3 separate regions of the Homo sapiens genome follow, and all the other regions are linked to region 3. A link is a contact called in ENCODE Hi-C or POLR2A ChIA-PET data. All regions are on one chromosome and are shown on one strand. Each heading gives the region's core, a stretch centred on a gene start or an enhancer-like site at or near the end of the contact. The rest is flanking DNA. Distances are from core to core; before and after follow the strand shown. Region 1 overlaps LOC124900954 (a long non-coding RNA gene). Region 2 overlaps NPR3 (natriuretic peptide receptor 3). Region 3 holds the start of TARS1-DT (TARS1 divergent transcript).

Region 1 (4,589 bases), core at 1,802-4,301, 900 kb after region 3:
CACTGCAACCTCCGCCTTCCGGGTTCAAGCAATTCTCCTGCCTCAGCCTCCCAAGTAGCTGGGATTACAGGCACCCACCACCATGCCCAGCAAATTTTTGTATTTTTAGTAGCGACAGGGTTTCACCATGCTGGCAAGACTGGTCTCGAACTCCTGACCTCAGGTGATCTGCCCACCTCGGCCTTCTAAAGTGCTGGGATTACAGGCATGAGCAACCGCGCCTGGCCACCATTAGACTTTTCAATGTGACTGCAAGCCTGAGGAGCACTACAAGCCAGTCTTTCCCTAGACCTCAACTGTAGACCTTCTTTCTTATTGTTAACTAGTAGCAATTAAAGCCATTCTGGATTGAATATCAGAAGTTCTCCATGACTGGAGAAAAGAATCTCACCACTTCTAACACCCTGTAATTCTTCCCTCTTACCCCCAACCCCCGCTCACCAAGGACTTGAGGGATAAGCTTATGCCATGCAACGGGGTTCCCCTTTCCCCTCCACCTATAGAAAGTGGCAGTAGGTCCCATAGATTCAGTTCTTCTTTCAAGGTCAAGGACAGTGTAGGAAATGGTAACATCTTCCACTCCATTCCATTACACTGGGGCCACCCACTGATGGTGGCCCTAAAGAGAAAAAAGAACTCCTGACTCAATTTTACATGCTTGCTTCGAGTCCCACTTCCCCTTTTCTCCTAGGAGGAAGAAGGACTTTATCATACTAGCAAATCTGAAGATTATCTAAAGATATTCAATTATGTATCTATAGTCAGAGTAGACCCACAGTGTGAGGAAGACCAGGCTATGGCAGCAGGGCTGCCCCTTAGGCAGAGTGGGGGTAGAAGAGTGAGGGTGGGAATAGGGGTGTTGGCTGAGGAGATGGAAGGGGAAGCAGGAAGGCAGGGTAAATCTGGATGAGCATGAGATAGAGCCCAGTCAACAAAGCACAGTACCCATGAGGGTGCAGCAATCTCCAATCCCAGTGCAAGCAAATCACTGGCCCCAGGGACTTGAGAAGCCTCAAGATGGCCTCACAGGAGTGCAAAGGAAATAAAAATAGTCTCTCTAGCACTTTGCCACCCAAGGGGTGGTCCTCCAACCAGCAGTGGCAGCATCACCCAAGCGTTTGTTAGACATGCAGAATCTCACGTCCCACCACCTAACTTAACAAGACCTCAGCATGATTTGAATGCACATTAAAGTGCTCTGAACCAGCTTGAGAACAAGCACAACTCAGTATTAAAACACAGTAGATGGTTCAGCTGAGGCTGCGTCTAGGCAACTCTCAAGCTTTGATGCACATAAGAATTGCCTGGAAAGATTCTGATTCAGGCAGAATCAGAATTTTCGGGTGCAGAATTTGGGTAGGGCACAAGAATCTATATTTTTAGCAAATGCACAGATGATTCTGATTCCAGAGGTTCCAACTGCTTTACTTCTGAACAGAGGACATGAAGTTCCCACTTACGTGTGTGCAGAATAATATTTTAAATTCTTAACTCATTGTTTCCATGTATGTGTCTCTTTTGCTCATTGCCCACTTCCAGCAGATAGGCCATTTTGTGCCCGTTGCCATTTGGAAAGGGTGTAAGAAGACTGAAGTCTAAAGAACAGAGAGACAGACAGATAGACTTCTTCCTGACTGTGGCTCCCAAAAGCCTATAGCCTTTGGTTGTACTTGTACAATGCAAACAAATGCCAGTAGATAGACAGGCTATTAAGTGTGAGTCCCAGTGGATTAGGAACTCAGAATTCAGTTGCGGTAGAAAATAAAGAAAGCAGAATATGGAGTGAAAATTGCACCAGCTACATGGGAAGGTTGGCAGGAATTTAGCTCAAGAACATTCTTTTAAAGAGTCCCCTGGTGGGGCCCCTGGTGGGGCACCTCTGGTGCAGCAGACTCTCTCGGCACTACCTCCAACGTTTCTCCAGAGAATCCTGGGCTTTTCTACCAAATGTCCAATTTTCCTTATTCTTTCTTCATGTATTTTCTCTATTCTCCTCAACATTGCCTTTAATGGCCCATCAGGAGACACCACCATGACCCTTTCAAACTAGAGAACCCAAACAACAGCGGAGAAAACAGCGATTCTTTTGATCCACTTTCTCCCGGGCCAGGGAAAACCCAGTGTTTCAAAACACGTGCTTTCCCTACCATTCCTGGAGAGAGAATGAACCATGTGAGTCTTTCCTGGGTGAGGCCAGTTTCATGCCTGACCTGCTCTCCAATCAGCAGAGAAAAGGACAATGTTTCCCTATTAAAACCAGATGAACTTTCACAGCTACTCCCCAAATATTCTTATCAATGTCGTCCTTCACTGGAAGTTAGGGTGAAATATGTATTAGCGCTTGGCAGAAATGCCAGCTAATTGCAGCTAAGATAGTGTTGCAATTTCTACCCTCCTAAATTTCTCAACGGCAAAGTTCAGCTTTCCTAAAGCTTCGGGGTCTTTGCAACCTGAAATGTCAACCCCGCAAAGACCAATTCCTATGAAAAAGCATTTGCTCTGTAATTGGTTATGGAAATGGAACCTTTAAGTGAGCTTCTGGGAGTAACAGTAGTCTGCTAGAGCAATGGCAACCCCATCCTCCTCTTTCTTGAGAGCAACGGCAACCCCATCCTCCTCTTTCTTGAAGTGAGCACCAGGATTGAAGTACAGACATACTCAGGATAAGAGTAGAATAATTCCCACACATAATCTCCAGTCTCTGTTATTTCTGTACAGGAACTTTTCCTAGTCCATCCAAATTTGACACAGCCGGGTCTGGCCTTGAACCAGCGCCACATCTCCAGGCCTGCCCTGAGCCTCCACGGCAGCCTGTTCCAGGACTCCCCTGGGAAGAGCAGTGGGAGGCTGTCTCTCCTCCAAACCCAGCAAGGTTTCTGTTCACACTTTTCCAGAGTCAAAGTGGATTAAGCTGTCTAAAAGTGGGTACAGTTAACAGAAGTGACTCAAATTACAACCATTACCTCTGCCTGCCCCCACTTCCTCTTTCATCACCTCTGAGAGGCACCTGTGGGTGCCTCCTGGGTTGATGAGCCTCCCCCTTTGGCTGCAGCATATGTATGAACGTATGACGCCACCGCTGTATGGTGGGATGCCAACTGGAGAGGAGTCTGTTGATTCTAGAGCAGCTGACTTCTGTCATGTTTCTCCCTAGAAATAGAGAGAAGCCACAGAGGGAAGAAGGTGTGAAATGGGGCCAGGTGCGGTGGCTCACACCTGTAATCCCAGCACTTTGGCAGGCAGAGGCAGGAGGATCGCTTGAGGTCAGGAGTTCGAGACAAGCCTGGCCAACATGGTGAAACCTCATCTCTACTAAAAATAAAAAAATTAGCTGGGTGCGGCCACGCGTGCCTATAGTTGCAGCTACTCAAGAGGCTGAGGCAGGAGAATCGCTTTAACCCAGGAGGCAGAGGTTGCAGTGAGCCAAGATCACACCACTACACTCCAGCCTGGGTGACAGAGTGAGATTCTGTCTCAAAAAAAGAAAAAAAAGAAAGTGTGAAATGGGAAAATGAGGGATGAAGAGCAAGTCTGCATCCTGGTAGTTCATTTCCTGCTTCCCTACTTCCTGAAGCTTTGTGGCCCTTGGGTTTCATAAAGCATCACTGTGAGTCATCCCACTATCTCATGTCTCCATCATAGCTACACTATTTCTTCACTTGTATTGTCTGCCTCTCTCACAATCAGCCAGGCTCTCCTTGACACCAGGGACCTCTTTAAATTCAGATTAGTAACGACAGCCCATGGTGGGATAGTTAGGTACAGGGAAAGTGATTCAAATGTCAGTTGAATAAATAAAAGCACAACTTGATTATCACACACTATCCTGAAAGAACATGTGTGTCATAACAAAAATCATTGGATATTATGTTTGGTGCTTTAAACACGCACACACACACACACACACACACACAAATATGAAACATTTTTTCTGCCATCCATGGGTTGACAGCTAAATAGAACATTCTTTTGTAAATAAACATGACTATTTATACAAAACATATGGCAGCAGAATTAAAATATTGTATGTTTATGAATGACTTATAAAACCCCATATAATGTTGTAGGGAATGGATTTAATAATTATGGGGGTTTTCTGCCCAGACACAACAGTGGAGAGCACATTTTCTCTGTGGAATCCAGGAGGCTTCATGACAAGAAAGAGATACTATCAAAAGAGCTTTCAAAACACTGCAAAGAGACCACCTGGAGATCAGGAAACACAAGGGAGAGCCAGGTGCATACTGGGTAGGAGCATGGGGCTGGTACCTTGGAGGGTGCAAGAGAAGTGAGAAAGTCAGGGTTTTTAAGTTTGCCAGGGCCACTCTAACAAAGTACTGCAAACCGGGTGGCCTAAACCAGTGGTCCCCAACATTTTTGGCACCAGGGGGACAAGTTTCATGGGAGACAATTTTTCCATGGACCCGGATCGGGGGCAGCAGGGAAGGGGGGGGGCAGTTTCAGGATGATTCAAGCACATTACATTTATTGTGCACTTTATTTCTATTATTATAACATTGTAATATTTAATGAAATAATTATACAACTCACCATAATGTAGAATCCGTGGGAGCCCTGAGCTTGTTTTC
Region 2 (4,957 bases), core at 844-3,343, 680 kb after region 3:
TATTGCAGCACTGTTCACAACAGCAAAGACTTGGAACCAACCCAAATGCCCATCTCTGGTAGACTGGATAAAGAAAATGTGGCACATGTAAACTATGGAATACTATGCAGCTGTAAAAAAAGGATGAGTTCATGTCCTTTGCCAGGACATGGATGAAGCTGGGAAGCATCATTCTCAGCAAACTAACACAGGAACAGAAAACCAAACACCACATGTTCTCACTCATAAGTGGGAGTTGAAGAATTAGAACACATGGACACAGGGAGGGGAATATCACACACCGGGGCCTGTTGGGGGATTGGAAGCTAGGTGAAGGATAGCATTAGGAGAAATACCTAATGTAGATGACAGGTTGATGAGTGCAGCAAATCACCATGGCACGTGTATACCTATGTAACAAACCTGCACATTCTGCATATGTATCCCAGAACTTAAAGTATAATGAAAAAAAAAATTATATTTTTGAGTTAAAGAAATAAAAAATAAAACTAAATTTAAAAATAAAATAAAAATAAAAGTAAAAAGATAGCCAAAGAGAGTTACCATATGAGTAATCTCAGCAGAGAAATGAAAGCTATATTAAAAAAAAATAGAAATTATAGAACTGAAAAGTACAATATTGAAAAAGGAAATAGTCACTAGACAGGCTTAAAAGCAGATTAGAGACAGCAGAAGAGTCCGTGATCTTGAAGAAATAACAATAGAAAATATCTCAATCTAAAGAACAGAAACAAACACCAGTATATAAAAATCAACTGTATTTCTATATACTAGCAATGAACAATTGGAAATGGTTGTTTTATTCTGTGTCCAATAGCAGCAAAAGACAAAAAATTATTTTTTTTAAAAATCAGAAATGTGCAGGATCTTTACACAGAAAACTATAAACATTGCTGAGATAAAGAAGACCCAAATAAATGGAGGAGTATCTCATGTTCATGGATTGAAAGACTCAGTATATTTAAGATGTCAGTTTTCCCCCAAATTGGTGTACAGATCAATACAATCCAAATCAAAAATCCAGGATTTTTTTTTTTAGAAACTAACAAGTTGATTCTTAAATCAAATTGACAAGTTGATTTATATATAAAAAGGAAAAAACTTACAGTAGGCAAAATTTTTTCAAAGAGAAGGACAAATTAGGGGGCTCACATTGCCAGATTTGAATATTTGCTACAAAGCTACAGTTTTCAAGACAGTGTAGAACTGGTGTAAGAATAGACAAATAGATAAATGGAACAGAATAAAGAGTCTAAGAACCGCACTTAAAATAGTCACTTGAGTTTTGACGAAGGCACCTGAGCAAGACAATGGGAGAAACAAAGCATTTTCAATGCATTGTGGCAGAACAGAAAAAGATGGGAAAAAACTAAAACTTGATTCCTACCTCACAGCAAATACAAAAATTCACTTGAGACAGATCACAGACCTAAATATAAAAGCCAAAACTTTCATGAAGCTCTGAAAGAAAACCAGAAAATATCTTTGTGACTTTAGGGTTGGCAGATTTTTATTAAAGATGATACCAAAAAAGCAGAACATTAAAAAAACTGACTACATCTAAATTTAAAAAAAAAAAAACCACTGCTCATCAAAAAGCGCAGTTAAAATATTAAAATGCAGGTGAAAGACAGAGAACATATTCACTATACAGATATCTGACTTATATCCAGAATATATAAAAAAGAAATCTTTCAAACAACAATAAAAAGACAGGCTAATTTTTAAATAAGCAAAGTATTTCAGCAGACCGGTCACAAAAGTGAAGTAGCCAACAAGCACATGAAAAGTAGCTCAAAACCACTAGTCATCAGAATATAATTTAAACTACAGCAAGGTAGCATTTTACATCCATCAGAATAGCTAAAATTAAAAACCTGACACCACCAAGTGTAAATGAGGTTGTAGAACAACTGTAACTCCATACATTGCTGGTTGGAATGTAAAATGATACTACTTTGACAGCTTCTTATAAAGTTAAACTTGCATCTATGCTATGACTCAGCAATTCCATTCCTGGATGTTTACTCAACAGAAATGAAAGCATGGGTCCGCAAAAAAACGTATTCAAGAATGCTCATTGCAGCTTCGGTCACAATAGTTCCAAACTGGAAAAAAAAAAACATCCATCAACAGAAGAATAGATAAACAAATCATGGCGTATTTAAACAACATAGTATTACTCAGCAACTTTTTGAAAAAGAATGAACTACTAAGGGCAGCCACAGAGAAAAGTCGGGTAACCCACAAAGGGAAGCCCATCAGACTAACAGCGAATCTCTCAGCAGAAACGCTACAAGCCAGAAGAGAGTGGGGGCCAATATTCAACATTCTTAAAGAAAAGAATTTTCAACCCAGAATTTCATATCCAACCAAACTAAGCTTCATAAGTGAAGGAGAAATAAAATACTTTACAGACAAGCAAATGCGGAGAGATTTTGTCACCACCAGGCCTGCCTTACAAGAGCTCCTGAAGGAAGCACTAAACATGGAAAGGAACAACTGCTACCAGCCACTGCAAAAACATGCCAAATTGTAAGGACCACTGATGCTAGGAAGAAACTGCCATCAACTAACGAGCAAAATAACCAGCTAACATAATAATGACAGAATCAAATTCACACATAACTATACTAACTTTAAATGTAAATGGGCTGAATACTCCAATTAAAAGACACAGACTGGCAAATTGGATAAAGAGTCAAGACCCATCAGTGTGCTGTATTCAGGAGACCCATCTCATGTGCAGAGACACACATACGCTCAAAATAAAGGGATGGAGGAAGATCTGGCAAGCAAATGAAAAACAAAAAAAGGCAGGGGTTGCAATCCTAGTCTCTGATAAAACAGACTTTAAACCAACAAAGATCAAAAGAGAAAAAAAAGGCCATTACATAATGGTAAAGGGATCAATTCAACAAGAAGAGCTAATTATCTTAAATATATATGCACTCAATACAGGAACACCCAGATTCATAAAGCAAGTCCTTAGAGATCTACAAAGAGACTTAGACTCCCACACAATAATAATGGGAAACTTTAACACCCCACTGTCAACATTAGACAGATCAACGAGACAGAAAGTTAACAAGGATATCCAGGACTTGAACTCAGCTCTGCACCAAGCGGACCTAATAGACATCTACAGAACTCTCCACCCCAAATCAACAGAATATGCATTCTTCTCAGCACCACACCACACCTATTCCAAAATTGACCACATAGTTGGAAGTAAAGCATTCCTCAGAAAATGTAAAAGAACAGAAATTATAACAAACTGTCTCTCGGACCACAGTGCAATCAAACTAGAACTCAGGATTAAGAAACTCACTCAAAACTGCTCAACTACATGGAAACTGAACAACCTGCTCCTGAATGACTACTGGGTACATAACGAAATGAAGGCAGAAATAAAGATGTTCTTTGAAACCAATGAGAACAAAGACACAACATACCAGAATCTTTGGGACACATTTAAAGCACTGTGTAGAGGGAAATTTATAGCACTGAAAGCCCACGAGAGAAAGCAGGAAAGATCTAAAATTGACACCCTAACATCACAATTAAAAGAACTAGAGAAGCAAGAGCAAACACATTCAAAAGCTAGCAGAAGGCAAGAAATAACTAAGATCAGAGAAGAACTGAAGGAGACAGAGACACAAAAAACCCTTCAAAAAAATCAATGCATCCAGGAGCTAGTTTTTTGACAAGATCAACAAAATTGATAGACCACTAGCAAGACTAATAAAGAAGAAAAGACAGAAGAATCAAATAGACGCAATAAAAAATTATAAAGGGGATATCACCACCGATCACACAGAAATACAAACTACCATCAGAGAATACTATAAACACCTCTATGCAAATAAACTAGAAAATCTAGAAGAAATGGATAAATTCCTGGACACATACACCCTCCGAAGACTACACCAGGAAGAATTTGAATCCCTGAATAGACCAATAACAGGTTCTGAAATTGAGGCAATAATTAATAGGCTACCAACCAAAAAAAGTCCAGGACCAGATGGATTCACAGCCGAATTCTACCAGAGGTACAAGGAGGAACTGGTACCATTCCTTCTGAAACTATTCCAATCAATAGAAAAAGAGGGAATCCTCCCTAACTCATTTTACGAGGCCAGCATCATCCTGATACCAAAGCCTGGCAGAAGCACAACAAAAAAAAGAGAATTTTAGACCAATATCCCTGCTGAACATCGATGCAAAAGTCCTCAATAAAATACTGGCAAACCGAATCCAGCAGCACATCAAAAAGCTTATCCACCATGATCAAGTGGGCTTCATCCCTGGGATGCAAGACTGGTTCAACATACGCAAATCAATAAACGTAATCCATCATATAAAGAGAACCAAAGACAAAAACCACATGATTATCTCAATACATGCAGAAAAGGCCTTTGACAAAATTCAATAGCCCTTCATGCTAAAAACGCTCAATAAATTAGGTATTGATGGGACATATCTCAAAATAATAAGAGCTATTTATGACAAACCCACAGCCAATATCATACTGAATGGACAAAAACTGGAAGCATTCCCTTTCAAAACTAGCACAAGACAGGGATGCCCTCTCTCACCACTCCTATTCAACGTAGTGTTGGAAGTCCTGGCCAGGGCAATCAGGCAGGAGAAAGAAATAAAGGGTATTCAATTAGGAAAAGAGGAAGTCAAACTGTCCCTGTTTGCAGATGACATGACTGTATATTTAGAAAAACCCATCATCTCAGCCCAAAATCTCCTTAAGTTGATAAGCAACTTCAGCAAAGTCTCAGGATACAAAATCAATGTACAAAAATCACAAGCATTCTTATACACCAATAACAGACAAATAGCCAAATCATGAGTGAACTCCCATTCACAATTGCTTCAAAGAGAATAAAATACCTAGGAATCCAACTTACAAGGGATGTGAAGGACCTCTTCAAGGAAAACTACA
Region 3 (4,627 bases), core at 870-3,369:
ACGGGCGGATCACGAGGTCAGGAGATCGAGACCATCCTGGCTAACACGGTGAAACCCCGTCTCTACTAAAAATACAAAAAATTAGCCAGGCCTGGTGGCTGAGGCAGGAGAATGGCATGAACCCGGGAGGTGGAGCTTGCAGTGAGCCGAGATCGCACCACGGCACTCCAGCCTGAGTGACAGAGCGAGACTCCGTCTCAAAAAAAAGAAGACTGAATGAGTTAATTCATGGAATGCATTAATACAGTGCCAAACTCGTATTTAGTACTCAAAATAAATATTAACTATTGTATAATTATTACAGGAAGGAAAAATTACATATGTGTTAACCATACATATCACGTCCAATTAAGAATAGCACAGGAGAATATTTATGGACATGGAAAGTTGTTGACCACATTCTATTAAGCAAAAAAAAAAAAAAAAAAAAAAGTTACAAAACAGTAAAAATATCATTTTATGTGAAAAAAATCTACGTATAGTCACCATTTATCATCTAGAATTAAATTTACATAGTTAGAATGTGCCCGTATGCAGTTTCTCCATTCAATCTCGAGTGGACAATCAAGAAAAAAATTTGGCTTTTAAGTGAACTGTCCTGTCACAGACTTGGGATAGAGGATCCCTTAGCTGAAGACGTCACCACTTCTCACTTGGACTATTACAACAGCCTTCTGCATGTGGCCTAACCTTCTATCCCAATGCCAGCGTGACTTTTACAAATACAATCTTCCTGCTTAAGATCCTTCATGTATAGAATACAAGTTTCAAACATCCTTGTTGCCTAAGATCCTTCTGATTACTGTTCCTTTAACCCTTCTGGCATATCTCTTGCAAACAACCCGAAAGACAATTCACCTGCGTGCCCCTTTTCACTGCCTTCCCTACCTTTACGTGGGAAGCCCCGTCCTGCCTGTTTACCTGGTGAAATCATTCTTCCAAACTAAATTCTAAAGTGCCTTCCTAAACTTCCTCTTCTGTAATACCACAAGGTTGATCACAAAGCACTAGGGCTGTTTTCCTGTCTCTTACACATCAGCCTGTGAGGCCCTCAAAGTCGGGGAACTGGGCCCTATTCATCTTCCCACATGCACCGCCCAGATCAGTGCCGGGCAAAATGTATACTTAACCACCCAAACTTGGACAAGCTGGGTCAGATCTCGGGCACTCGGTTTTCCTTTCCTTAAAATGGAGCTCTTTACCCCCGCAGGATCTTAGGAGATTGATTAAATAAGGCTCTGCAATGTGTTTCCCGCTTACAGTAAGCCATAAACGCAAGTTTGGAAGCCTCAAGCCTAAGATTCTGATTCTGTCTCCGCGTCTAACTACTGTAGATGTGAGGCTCTGAACAAGTCGCTCACTCAAGGTCTGTTTCCTCATCTGTAAAGAGAATGGACCCACAGATGAACTGCAAGGCCCCACCCTAATTTATGAATGGATGGTTCCCAAAGGGGGTTCCGACTTTCCAGGAGTCCCACCATCCCCCACTTCTCCGACCCACGCGGTCCCGGCCGCTTCCTGCTTCCTGCCCCCCGCTCCCGCCGCGAGCGTAGCGTCTGCACCCACTAGAGTCCCAGGCTGGTCTCTGGGTCCCACCAAGTTTGCTCACCGGCTTCTCCTCGCCTCCCATCTTCCCTGAAGGACTGCTGGCCTTCTCCTCAAACATTGGCGAACGACGAAGCGATGAGAGAACCCGAAAGCGACGGCCTAGAGGAGAGGAGCCAAGAGGCGGGTGGGAGGTGGGCTAGCGCCCGGGACTTGGCCTCGGCTGGACCAGCTGATGCAATCGAAAGGCGCCCTAACCCCGCCCCCAACTTGCGGCGGAACGAGCAGCCAATGGATAACGGGGGAAGGCGGGCCCTCCCTCCTCTAAGCCAGTGGAAAATCTTTTCGGGTGACAGAGCCCTTCTAGGAAATCAGGTCGCGGAGGGTGAGGAGGAGCAACTGCAGAAGCTACATGCCTACTCTCCGCTGACCTTGGTCTGGACGCTTTCCAGAGTCAAGTCCCCAATGCGCGTGCGCCTTTCCTCCCTTCTGACTTTATGTGGAACAATCATGGACCTTCCCGGACACCGTAGATAATAAGTAGGTCTTGGTCTAAACTTCCGGGAAGTTTTCGGCGACCTGGATACCATCTTCGACACGGGGACAAATCCCGGGATGGAGTCCAGGGTTTCCCGCGGCTTCGGCGCTTCCTGACCTGGCGTGACTGCCGACTTGTCGGCACCACCCAGGCCTCAGGCTCCCTGTCTGTAGTGGTGAATCGACCTTCCTCATGGCAGTCCAGGCTTCCCAAGCCCCATGTCCTGTTGATCCGGGACAAACTCTTCCTTGAACGTTCTTCACTACGAGCCGCTGCTGATCTGTACTGCCTGGAGGAGCATTTCCATAGCGCCCGCAAAAATACAATAAAGCTCACCCAAGGAAATAACCATGGATTCTCACGCCTGGGTGCCAGTGTTTGGAATCGACTGGGCTTTTTTATGTTAGTAGGCAATTTAAAACAATTACTTATTTGAAATCAGAAGCGCAATAGGCATAACTTCAGGTACGTGCTCCACCACCACGTTTTGTGGATTTTTCTTTTTAAACATCAGTTCTGTTCTCTACAACTCTCCGCCTTCAGGGTTATACTTTCCAGGAACAATAGCTTCCCAATTCGGCTTTGTGCATCCATTTTTCATACAGCATCGTTGTAGTCTTCAAATACAAATATGATCACGGCAATCTGCTGAAAAATCTTTGGTGGCTTTCCCTTGCTCTTGGACAATCCCTGATTGTCCAAGTTTTCGGCTTCATCTCGTTCGCCCACCATACACTGAACTATAAACTGTAGTGGCTTTTTTTCCTCAGGTCTTCCCACAGACTAAGTACCAAGATTTTTCCACCCTACCCTCATCCGTGCTCATTCCGACACACTTTTTGCCTGTTTGACACCTCATTTATTGTCAGATTTCAAGAATCGTTTTCTTCGGGGAACCATTTCTTGACTCCCTTACTGGATGAAACAAGCCTCCCTGTTAAACAGTGTTGGAGGCGCAGAAACATACCCCCAAATAATGGCGTTTTGACATCTGAACTGAAGAAGCCTCAAGGTCCCACTCCCCTAAATCCCCACGCCATCTCTGCCAAAGCAAAGGATAAAGTTTAGACACATCACAAGGAACATAATTGTTTTTGTTGCCTCCCTGTAAGACCAAGAATGTAGTAATCACACCTGAGCAGACCCTTTCACAAGATGTTGTACAAATTAATGTGTTCCTGATACATTCATTCTCCTTTGTAATCCCTCAACAGAATTCCTCTTCTCCCTATCATAACCTGTGTCGCTGGGATTGTATCCACAAGCTTCTGAAGCCCTCTGAGGGGTGGGTAATCACGCTGTGATTCTTCCTGTGTATACACGTTAAGTAAATTTGTATGTTTTTTCTATTAATGTTCCTCATGTTAGTGATTTTCAGCCAAACCTCAGAGGGCCAAGGAGAAAGGTCCCCTTGGCGCTTACAATAGTGTCTGCTGGTAGTTTCATGTGGTTCTTGGTAGAACTTACCGGTTCAACTTGTTCTTTCACTATGTGTGTATTTAGAGCTAAGCAAGTTTACTATATATGTGTATATATATATATATATACACACACACACACATATACACATACGTATATGTATATACATATATTATATATATATATATGCACAGTAATGGTTCTGATCAGTTGGCCTAAGAGTACACCCTATGTGGGGCTTCACGTACTGCTACACTCACAGGCAGAATTGGGGGTTGTTTTTCTGTCCAGAGTGATTGATCCTGATTACAAGGGGACAAGCGGGTTTCTTCTACATAAAGGAGAATTTTGTCAAGAACCCAGGAGATTCACTGAGACCTTTTTTAGTACTTCCTTGTCTAATGTTTCGCTGTTGGAAAACTCTGGGAACCCAACAAAGACAAGGAAGGAAGGAAGGTTTGGGCTATCCTTCTAGGTAAAGAATCTAGTCTAGCGAGGTCCTGACAAAGGCTAAGGGTAACTTGAAAAGGTGCTAGGAGAACAGAGTTATGCAATATTAGCTACCTAATTTGCAGATTACATATATATGTATACACATATACATATGTGTGTGTGTGTGTGTGTGTGTGTATATATATATAACTGCTCTTTAGCTGACACCTTGATTTTAATAATAGTCCTTTTCTTTTCTTTTTTCTTTGAGATGAGGTCTTGCTCCATTACCCAGGCTGGAGTGCAGTGGCACAATCATAGCTCACTACAGACTCAAACTGCTGTACTCAAGCAGTCCTTCTGCCTCAGCTTCCCAAGTAGGTAGGACTGCAGGCACACACCACCACACCCAGTTAATTTTTTCTTATTTTTTATTCTATCTATCTATCCATTTATTTATTTTTGAGACAGAGTCTTGCTCTGTTGCCCAGGCTGGAGTGCAGTGGTGTGATCACAGCTCACTGCAGCCTTGATCTCCCAGGCTCAATTGATCCCCTCGCCACAGTCTCCTGAACAGCTGGGACTACAGGTGCACACCACCACGCTCGGCTAATATATATATTTTTTAATTTTTAGTAGACATGAGGTCTCACTATGTTACCCAGACTTGTCTCAAACTCCTGAGCTTAAGCT

Evidence for each region. A loop is a pair of places that touch in the nucleus more often than their neighbours do. ChIA-PET counts read pairs that join two places held with the same protein, here RNA polymerase II (POLR2A). Pooled maps may share reads with other maps.
Region 1: a map with no recorded cell type shows a loop between it and region 3 (20-fold over the local background). The contact joins the enhancer-like site here to the promoter of TARS1-DT in region 3. A Hi-C loop is called at or near these places in 5 of 37 single-sample maps with no recorded cell type and 12 of 50 pooled maps.
Region 2: POLR2A ChIA-PET joins it to region 3 with 10 read pairs in AG04449. The contact joins the enhancer-like site here to the promoter of TARS1-DT in region 3. POLR2A ChIA-PET finds 5 or more read pairs at or near these places in 3 of 52 experiments (AG04449, activated CD4-positive, alpha-beta T cell and activated T-cell).

The regions. Positions count from the first base shown.
Region 1 is chr5:32,536,658-32,541,246 of GRCh38, reverse strand. All of the region lies in intron 4 of LOC124900954 (a long non-coding RNA gene), which reads right to left. Among named protein-coding and RNA genes, the nearest start is that of SUB1, 47 kb to the left of the region's middle. RefSeq lists an enhancer at 3,129-3,338. Within about 2 kb of position 3,051, at least 4 of the 41 ENCODE cell types and tissues checked have a DNase peak (open chromatin) inside an H3K27ac peak, as active enhancers do.
Region 2 is chr5:32,757,292-32,762,248 of GRCh38, reverse strand. The region is part of intron 3 of NPR3 (natriuretic peptide receptor 3); the gene reads right to left. Among named protein-coding and RNA genes, the nearest start is that of NPR3, 48 kb to the right of the region's middle. RefSeq lists an enhancer at 1,736-2,254. Within about 2 kb of position 2,093, at least 2 of the 41 ENCODE cell types and tissues checked have a DNase peak (open chromatin) inside an H3K27ac peak, as active enhancers do.
Region 3 is chr5:33,438,126-33,442,752 of GRCh38, reverse strand. It overlaps TARS1-DT (TARS1 divergent transcript), which reads left to right and starts at 2,119. Exons shown (of 3, transcript XR_001742630.2): 1 at 2,119-2,548. It overlaps TARS1 (threonyl-tRNA synthetase 1), which reads right to left and starts at 1,788. Exons shown (of 19, transcript NM_152295.5): 1 at 1,610-1,788. The coding sequence starts at 1,666. RefSeq lists enhancers at 680-1,266, 1,281-1,340, 1,601-1,790, 1,891-2,200, 1,855-2,442.